2 separate regions of the Homo sapiens genome follow, and region 2 is linked to region 1. Evidence: chromatin contacts called from ENCODE Hi-C data. All regions are on one chromosome and are shown on one strand. Each heading gives the region's core, a stretch centred on a gene start or an enhancer-like site at or near the end of the contact. The rest is flanking DNA. Distances are from core to core; before and after follow the strand shown.

The links. A loop is a pair of places that touch in the nucleus more often than their neighbours do. Pooled maps may share reads with other maps.
Region 2: a loop to region 1 is called in a pooled map, with 4 times the contacts of the local background. The contact joins the promoter of RTKN here to the promoter of SMYD5 in region 1. A Hi-C loop is called at or near these places in 5 of 50 pooled maps.

What each region holds. Positions count from the first base shown.
Region 1 is chr2:73,212,177-73,216,921 of GRCh38, forward strand. SMYD5 (SMYD family member 5) reads left to right here and starts at 2,069. Exons shown (of 13, transcript NM_006062.3): 1 at 2,069-2,186. The coding sequence starts at 2,091. It overlaps NOTO (notochord homeobox), which reads left to right. Exons shown (of 3, transcript NM_001134462.2): 3 at 1-337. RefSeq lists a silencer at 533-602 and enhancers at 1,925-2,219, 2,007-2,246.
Region 2 is chr2:74,439,223-74,444,375 of GRCh38, forward strand. RTKN (rhotekin) reads right to left here and starts at 2,715. Exons shown (of 12, transcript NM_001015055.2): 1 at 2,484-2,715. The coding sequence starts at 2,594. RefSeq lists an enhancer at 166-903 and silencers at 1,331-1,640, 2,356-2,415, 2,726-2,805.

The DNA.
Region 1 (4,745 bases), core at 819-3,318:
CTCTGTCACCCAGACTGGAGTGCAGTGGTGCAATCATAGCTCACGGCAGCCTCAACCTCCTGGGCTCTAGTGATCCTCCCACCTTAGCCTCCTAAGCAGCTGGGACTACAGGCGCGTGACACCACGCCTGGCTAATTTTTAACATTTTTTGTAGAGACAACGTCCACTTGTTGCCCAGGCTGGTCTTGAATTCCAGGCTTCAAGTGGTTCTCCTGCCTTGGCCTCCCAAAGCCCCATCTTTTTATAGAATAATTTGTGTATGCCAAGGCTGGCATTTTGTCATAAACTCTGCTGTGTTTTCACAGGACAGTTATAATTTCCCCCTTTCATGACTCTGACTCATGGCTCCTTTTTCTTCTCAAGAATGTGCTCGATTTCTCTGAAAGAAGCCTGCTGCCAGGATTTGCAGAGCTGATTTCTGTAGCACAGACCATTCAGATTCTAGAATGGCTCTTGGGGACTGAGCTGAGGGATGGAAGGAAGCCTGCCCTGCCACCTGGTGGTGAGTGAGGGCACGGCCCCCAGCTGCTCTCGGGTAGGTTTGCCCCCAAGTACGTGGACTATTCGCTCCCTGACACCGGGCTGCAGGCTTGAGGGGACCCAGGGTCGGTTTCAAGAGCCTCTTCTCTGGCCCTGCCAACTATCTATCTCCCCCAAGTCCGTGGACTATTCGCTCCTTGACACCAGGTTGCAAGCTTGAGGAGAGGCAGGGTCAGTTTCAAGAACCTTTCTCTGTCCCTGCCAACTATCTATCTATCTATAATTATTTGATAGATAATTGTGGCTTGATCACGGCTCATTGCAGTCTAGACCTCCCCAGGTTCAGGTGATCCTCCCACGCATCACCACGCCCGGCAAATTTTTCTATTTTTTGGAGAGACAAGGTCTCACTACGTTGCCCAGTCTGTTCTTGAGCCCGGGAGCTGGAGGCTGCCGTGAGCCGAGATCGCCCCATGCCAGTATGGGCGACAAAGCGAGACCCTGTCTCAAACAAAACTCACAAAATCAGGGGACAAGGAAACAAAACAAGGCTTGATAGTCAGGCCTAGCTGTGGGGACAAATGCCATAGGTCTGTGGTTTGCAGCTTCTTGGGGTCCTGAGAGAACAGGCCCCTCCCCCTTTTCACGACAGTGTGTGCATATGCACACTCACTTCTGTATCCAGTTTCAGAGGTTCTCAGATCTGAGGTCCCCTATGGACTCCTCCGCTACCCCCGGTTGCAAGGTCCCTAAGCCATTGAAGAATCTGACAGAGGCACAAGTCCACCCTGACCTTTGGCAGGACTGTTCTGCTGCCAGAGGGATTACCGAGAAAGGAAATCTTGTCCTGGACTCTTCAAGTGGGGTGAGTGAGCTCCGGGGTATAAGCTAGTCCTTCCCTTCAGGCTGAGAGCTAGACAGGATAGGAGTAAGTTGGCCTTCTGCTGTCCCACTCTAGGGCTGGGTCCAAAGAGCGCTTTACTCAGTGAAGACAGGCCACTGTGTGGACAGAGACAACATACATAGAAACATGCATCGGAGGCCGGGCGAGGTGGCTCACGCCTGTAATCCCAACACTTTAGGAGGTCGAGGCGGGCGGATCACTTGAGGTCAGGAGTTCGAGACCAGCCTGGCCAACATGGTGAAACCCCTAAAAATACAAAAATTAGCTGGGCTTAGTGGCGCACGCCTGTACGCCCAGCTACTCGGGAGGCTGAGGCAGGAGAATGAATCACTTGAACCTGGGAGGCAGAGGTTGCACTGAGCCGAGATCGCGCCACTGCACACCAGCCTGGGCGACAGAGTGAGACTATCTCAAAAAAAAAAAACCACAACAAAACATGCAACGGACTCAAAGATACACACATCAAAACTGTACGCGCACACAGACTCTGATACAGAGGTACAGACACAAAAAGGCACCGATGTAAAAGCACAAAGGCAGGCCCAGTTACACTCCCGTCAACAAACCACGGAACCTAAATTCAGACTTGGTGGAGCCCAAAACCTCGCAGCCTCAGGGGCACTCTCGCCGGGGGCGGGACCAGAAGGGGGTGTGGCCTCTCAGGTCGAGGCGGGGTTAAGGGTCATAAGGCGGAGGCGCGCCCAAGATGGCGGCCTCCATGTGCGACGTGTTCTCCTTCTGCGTGGGCGTGGCGGGCCGCGCGCGGGTCTCCGTGGAAGTCCGTTTCGTGAGCAGCGCCAAGGTGAGGTCGGGGCGGGTCCTGCCGGGAGCCTCTCCCCAGTCCGGCCATGGAGACAGCCCGGCCGGACTCCATGCCCGGAGCCCAGAGGCTTCTGTGCCGCTCGGACGCTACGGCCCTGCCCCTGCTCGCGGCCCGGGGGCTCCCAGTCTGTCCCTGCGCGCAGGCTCGTGGCGCGGTCACGCGATAGACCCGGGCCTCCGGAGTCTCCGTGCGCATTTCCTCCCAGCGGAATTCGGCCAGCCCGCGGGAGGCCCTTCTGTGGCTGCTCGGGGCGGGGCTAGGGGGCTTTGCTGCTGTATCCCTGGAACGGTGGGCGGGGATGTGCCGGGCAGAGAGAACTGAGGTGTAAAAGAGGGAGTCCTCACGAACTTCATGTGTGAGATTTGGGTGAGGGGATGAGGAGAGAGGCCAAGATCCTTCACGAGGGTCCTTGGAGTGCTGAGGAATTTGGACCAGAGTCCAAAGGCCGTGGGGGCATTGGGAGAGTTTTTAGCAGGAAGGTGACGTGATTTTGTCGTTTTTATTGTGTTCCAAAAGTTCATTGTAGAAAAAAATACAAAATGCATGTAAGGAAAGAAAATACAAAAATCACCCATACTTCTATACTTGTGCAAAGATGAGTACGTTAAAATTACATTTTTAGAAACTGCTTTTTGATGCAGCAGTGAATCTTTCAATATCAAGCCTATTTCTACATATTAAGTTTTAAGAGCTGAGTAGTAGCTTCTTCCGTGAGAGGGTCACAGTTCACTCAACCAACCCCTTATTAATGGACCCTTTATTGTTGTATGGTATTTTTCATCCCCAGAGTCAAAAGTCTTAGAGCTCATTTTCTGTGCAAACATCCTCTTGTTTTGTCCAGCAGTATTTTTTTCCTAGTTATCTTTGCCTATTGATATGTGTAAAATTATATTTGTTCTCATTTACGTTTCTTTGGTTACTAGTGAGGTTGAATAATTTATCCTGTGTAGTGGCTGTGTGTATGGTTGGTTCTTGCCCAAGACGTAAGACCTCTAGTTGTCTGTTGTCTGCTCTCAGCGTCATCATATTGATCTAGTTTTCCAGCTCAACCTTCCGTGCCCCCTTTCTGCTCTAGAGGTATCTGGAGCAGTTTGCTCCTTCCCTGGTAAATCAGCTTCCCTACATCCCTGGTCTCCTTACCTGTTCCTATCTCCATCTCCATAGTCTCTAGTGCTCCTGGGTGGCCACAGTTTGAAGGCCTCTCAGTTCCATCATTCTTGGTTTGCAGTGATATTCTTCACCTTTTTCTTCATTAGCCCCCAGTCTCTCAGCCCCTTCCTTTCTTCATTTCTTCCCTCTCGCTTCTTCACTTCAGCCACTCTCCTTGCACAGTTTTCCTGTCCCAGGCTTCTATCAAGGCCCTAGCTGATTGCCCTCTCCTTGCCTACATCTGATCTGCTGCTGGAGAAAATAACATACCTGCCTGGACTTGGTAACAGCATGGATTATCCTGGGCTTTTTGCTTCTCTATTCAAATGAGATTGGTTTGTGATTTTTTTCTCTGTGTTATTTTCCTCAAGTTGCCACATGAGGGTTATACTTGTTTTTTTTTGGTAAAACAGAAATGCTTTCTGTCATTACATTGTTTAAATAGCATGAGCATTATTTATTCTTTAAAGGTTTGAGAGAATTGGGTCATGAAACTATATAGACCAGGGGCCTCAAGTGGGAGTAGTTTTTGACTACTGTTTATTGCTTCTGTGGATAGGAATGACTTTTCAAAAATTTATCAACTATTATGCCAGAGACATGACCAGTCAGAACAGAAACCTCACCAGGTCCAGTGGAAGCCAGCTGGATTACCATACTGGTGCACTAGCCGGATAGCAGCATGGCTTATTGTGGGCTTTCTTCTTTTAATCAAGATTTTAAAATCTACTACATAGTCTGCCCGGGCATGGTGGCTCATTCCTTTAATTCCAGCGCTTTCGGAGGCCAAGGTGGGCTGATCACTTGAGATCAGGAGTTCAAGACCAGTCTGGCCAACATGGTGAAACCCTGTCTCTACTAAAAATACAAAAATTAGGCCTGGCGTGGTGGCTCACACCTGTAATCCCAGCACTTTGGGAGGCCGAGAGGGGCGGATCACTTGAACTTGATGTCAGGAGTTCGAGACCAGCCTGACCAACATGGTGAAACCCCATCTGTACTAAAAATACAAAAATTAGTCGGGCGTGGTGGTGCACACCTGTAATCCCAGCTACCTGAGGGCCAGGCACGAGAATTGCTTGAACCCAGGAGGCAGAAGTTGCAGTGAGCTGAGGTCGTGCTACTGCACTCCAGCCTGGGCGACAGAGGGAGACTCCATCTCAACAACAACAACAAAAATCTATTACATAGTCTTAAGAGTTTTGCACTATTTTTTTTTATAGAGATGGGGTCTTGCTGTGTTGCCCAGGCTGGTCTCAAACTCCTGGGCTCAAGCGATCCTTCATCCTTGCTTCCCAAAGTGCTAGATTTACAGTGTGAGCCACCATACCCGGCCTGCACGATTTTTTCTTAAAACTTTTTTTTCAAATTGGAAGTATGTATGGTTTG
Region 2 (5,153 bases), core at 1,465-3,964, 1.2 Mb after region 1:
CTTTCTGTAAACCTCTCTCACATTGAACTCCTCTCTTCTTCCCATGCCTAAAAGGAACCCTTGTCCCCAGAACAGACATTTACACTCACCCACAGAGCTTCCTGAAATAGGTGTAAAGACCCTGCTGCAAACATAAGACTATGATGGGCAGAACTGAGCCTGGGTCCACACACTGCACCCAACACAAGGCATAGGGAACCACCTGTCCCTCTTCCCACTTTAAGCAGGCCTGGCTCTCCCCACCATGCTGTAGCAGGAATGGGCAGGGCAGAGATTGGGGCTGGGATGCAAGTGAAGGAGGTGTGTACTCCAAGGGTCGGGGGATTACCTCCAGGCTGAGTGCCATCTGCCGAATGTAGAGCATATTCAGGTCCTCCAGGATGTGCAATCTGTCCTGCATCTCTGTGCCCCCCGGTGCCCTTTCCCTTGTCAACCCCTCCAGAGGGGGGACAGATAGGTACCACACTGTCCCACAGTTCCTCCTCCCACTGTTCCCTCAGTCTTTAAAGAGGTGGCCAGCTCTTGGGCAGAGGGCAGAAGCTGCCCTTATCCCTCTGCACTCCTGTTAAACCCCTCTGGCTGCTGTGACAAATTTTCCTCGCCCACTGCTGCTCCGGGGCCCTGCCGGGAGCCAGGCAGGGAAGAAAAAGAAAGCGAAGTGAGGATAAGTGGGGTCCCAGGAGGAAAGGCCAGCTGCAGAGGGGGCTCTAGGCACAGAGTGTCCAGTCTCGCTTTGGTGGCAGCTGTTCTCCCAGCTGTGGAAGAAAAAGGCCCTTTCATTCCGACTCTGGCCGCTCCCCAGCCCCCGCCCACATCCCTGGCCTGGTGGACAGGGAATCTGTGTGCGGAGAGGGCAGTGAGGGGCAGGCACAACTGGAAGGGGGCAGGGAAACGACGCCTCATGCAGGTTCTAGAGTCATGGGGTTTGCAGGAGGTTGGAGCTTCCCGAGAGGGGTTCCAGCTTAGTTTGAGAAAGTTGGGAAAAAGAGCCACACAGGTGAGGACCTCAGGGGAGAGTGAGCCCAGGGAATGGGACAAAGGGGTGAGTTGGCAAAGCAGCCCAGCCCTAGGGCCACCCCTTCCAACTCAGGGCCCCCATCCAGCCCGCTCCACCCTGGGCTCACAATTACCTCGCTTTTCCAGAGAAGGGAGGAGAGGGAGAGAGGAAGGCAGGGGTGTGCCTGTCTGCTGCTGTCCCCGCTCCCTTCTGCAGGCCCCTTCCCTTCCAGACAGGAAACCAGCCCCGATTCCGAGCCAGCTGCAGCCTAGCGCCCCCGCCTCCACGCCAGGCCCACGGAGTCACACTTCACTCGGCGGCCGCCAGGCCCTGCGGCTCCGCCCCAGCTCCTCCGAGCTGTCCCCGAAGGCCGGGCTAATCCCAGGGGCGGCCCCAGCTCACAGGCCCCTCCCCCTGGTCCCGGGCCTCGCCCCTTACTCCCCCACGCTGGCCCCACGCGGGTTCCTCGGGCCCAGTCGCTTGGGGGCAAGGGGACGCGACAAAGGCCCCCTCTCCCCAGGTCCACTAGCTTCTGAGTCAGAGAAGGCCCGGGACGCCGGGACAAGGGTGTGAAAGAGCCTCTTTGTTCTGGGCAGGCTGGAGGGAAAGGGCAGAAGCCAGGCCTGGAATCCCAGCCGGGAGGTAGAGGGGGCGGAAGGAAGGCCCACCTCACTTAACCCTTTCCAGACCCGGAAGGGAAGGCTTGGAACTGGGCTCTCCTTGGGCGAGTGTGAGTCTGACCTTGGGGACAGAAGAGTCTTCGGGGTAGCTATTCGCCCTCTCAGTCCCCGCTCAACCACACACCTTCAGCCCCGCCCTAGCCCTTAGGGCGTTACAGGTGGGGATCCAACAGGTTAACGCGTGGACGGCGGACGGGGGAAACGCTCAGCCTAGGGGCTGGACTCCTCTTAGGCCCCAGAAAAGGAGGCGGAAATTTTGCGTGTGGGAAGTAACCCCAAGGAGTTAAAAGCCCTGCAGGGGCATAGAGGAGCCTTTGAATTGGGCTTCGGGGAAGCGAGCGGCCCCGGCCTAAAGTCGGGGTTGATGACAGAGGCTGGCCCAGATGGCTGCGACAGGTTGTGGGATGGGGCTGGCGACTGGGGAACAAGCGGGAGCCCAGGCCAAGAGTCCGAGCGCTTGGGGCCCGCCTAGCTGCCCACCGCCCTTGGCCCGGGGATGCCCAAGACATTTTGGGGTTCAGGCACATTTTAGGAGTCGAGCTGGGGCCCTACAAATTGAGACCAACCCGGGCTTTTTCCAGGCTCAGGCAGATAATCCTAACCAGGCCGCGGAATGGGCAGCATGGATCCGATGAAAATGCAGACCGTCCACACCTTACTTTTTAAGTCAACAACTCCGTCGGGTTTGTACCCAGACCGTGCGTCTCCGCCCCTCGGCGTGCACGCGGGCGAGGGAAGGAGGCCGAGGTGGCTGGGGCTGCCCCCGGGAGCCGCGGAAGGGGAAGGCAGGGACGCGAGTCTCTCACCTCGGGCAGGTCGCTGAAGAGGCTGAGTCGGAAGCGGCCGCGTTTGAACTCCATCTCCAGGGCGGAGCCCCTGGCCACGGTGACCCGGCTCCGGTGGTTTCGGGAGAACATGCTGGCGGCCCTGCGACTTTGCCTGCTCAGTGCGCTCCCCGCGCCGCCCGGCTTAGCCTCCTCTCCTCGGCTTCTGTCTCTCGACGCTCGTCCGCCAGTCCGGCCGGGAATCTCCCGCTGCGGGGCTCCAAACCCCGCCCCCGGAGACGACACCTGGGCCGGGCAGGGCGCGGCAACCTCCTCTTCCACCCCCGCCAAAGGCCCAGCCCGTCCGGCCAGTCCCTGGGCGCCAAGCCGACCTGGCCCGACGGCCCCGGAGCCCCCAGGGGCGCACTGCACCTCGCGAGCACTGTGGGAGCGCGTTCTCCCTGCCCGCGCGGGTCGCGAGCGCCTACCTGGACTTGGGACGGACCGAGAAGCCCTGCCCCGCCAGCCGCCCCAACCTGGCAAGCCTGGCTTCCCGGGCGCTGAAAACCCCGTGGCTCAGGGATCGCCGCGTAGCACGCTCTGGCTCTACTCGGGCCCTGGGACCTTGCCCAGTTTCAATCCCGGCAGCCTCCGAAGAGACCATTTCAACATCCCACAGTCCCAAATGTTCCTTCTTCGTCCCCCTCCCCACCTAGGCTCCTCTGCGAGGCTATCCGCCTAAGCCTAGTGGCCACAACTGATGGGGCGGTGCTTAAACACGTCGTGAAACCCCAGCTCTGTCACTAACTAACCGTGCAATCATTAACTTGGTCCAGTCACTGGCCTTTCTGAGCTTCAGTTTTCTCATTTGTTCAGTGGGAATACTGTAATTATCTCCACTCCTCAAGTTGCTATGAGGATTACCTATAAGAATGAGGGTAAAATGCCCAGCATAGTGCCTGGCACAAGGCAAGTGCCCCATATTTGCAGTCATAAAGAGCAGCTGCGCGCGGTGGCTCACGCCTGTAATCGCAGCACTTTGGGAGGCCTAGGAGGGTGGATCACCTGAGGTTGGGAGTTCGAGACCAGCCTGACCAACATGGAGAAACCCCATCTCTACTAAAAATACAAAATTTAGCCGGCCATGGTGGCACATGCCGGTAATCCCAACTACTTGAGAGGCTGAGGCAGGAGAATCGCTTAAACCCGGGAAGCAGAGGTTGTGGTGAGCTGAGACCCCACCATTGCACTCCACCCTTGGAAACAAGAGCGAAACTACGTCTAAAAAAAAGATGGCTGGGTGCAGTGGCTCAAGCCTGTAATCCTAGCACTTTGGGAGGCCAAGGGGGACTGATCGCTCTTGAGCTCAGGAGTTGGAGACCAGCCTGGGCAACATGAAACCCTGTCTCAACAAAACACACACACACACGCACACACACACACAAATTGGCCTGGCATGGTGGTGCACACCTGTAGTCCCAGCTACTCGGGAGGCTAAGGTGGGAGGATTGCTTGAGCCCGAAAGTTCAAGTCCAGCCTGGGCAACATAGTGGGACCCCATCTCTTAAAAAGCATTACAAATATGTATAATTTTTTATTTTTATTTATTTATTTATTTATTTATTTTAATTTTTTTTTTTTAAGACAGAGTCTCACTCTGTCACCCAGGCTGGAGTGCAATGGCATGATCTCGACTCACTGCAACCTCTGCCTCCTGGGTTCAATCGATTCTCCTGCCTCAGCCTCCGGAGTAGCTGGGATTACAGGCGTCTGCCACCATATCTGGCTAATTTTTGTATTTTTAGTAGAGATGGGGTTACACCATGTTGGTAAGGCTGGTCTCAAACTCTTGACCTCAGGCGATACACCCGCCTTGGTCTCCCAAAGTGCTGGGATTTCAGGCGTGGCCCACGCCTGGCCAATATTATCTATCTATAGATAGATATAGATATAGATAGATATAGATATAGATATAGATATAGATATAGATATAGATATAGATATAGATATAGATATAGATAGATATAGATATAATCAGCTGCTTTGCTGGATGGCTGGACTTGCCCGGCTGGACTTACCACTCCCTGCTTCCATAAAAACAGGGTTCCCGCTAGGCGCGGTGGCTCACGCCTGTAATCCCAGCACTTTGGGAGACCAAGGGGGGCAGATCACGAGGTCAGGAGATCGAAACCATCCTGGCTAACACGGTGAAAACCCGTCTCTACTAAATATACAAAAAAATTAGCCGGGCATGGTGGCGGGCGCCTGTAGTCCCAGCTACTCAGGAGGCTGAGGCAGGAGAATGCCCTGAACCTGGGAGGCGGAGCTTGCACTGAGCCGAGATCGTGCCACTGCACTCCAGCCTGGGCGACAGAGCGAGACTCTGTCTCAAACAAACAAACAAACAAACAAAAAACAGGGTTCCCTTCTTGCCCCCTCTGGGGAAAGCCCAGTGGAAGAGAAGGAAATGGCAAAGGATTAACTTGCTGATCACACATAAACAGATCTCCTGAAGGCTTCAGAACACAGAACTTGAGAAAGGGTGAGACTCCTACATGGCAGGCTGGCTGGACCCAGAGACATACCAGTCTTGAGCTCTTAGAGAGTCCAGATTAGAAATGTTTTGCTATGGCAAATCATTTCAACATTCTTTTGGAAAAGCTGACTGAAAAGTACTAAAGCAAAAGGGGAAATGCATCGGCTCCTGGAACT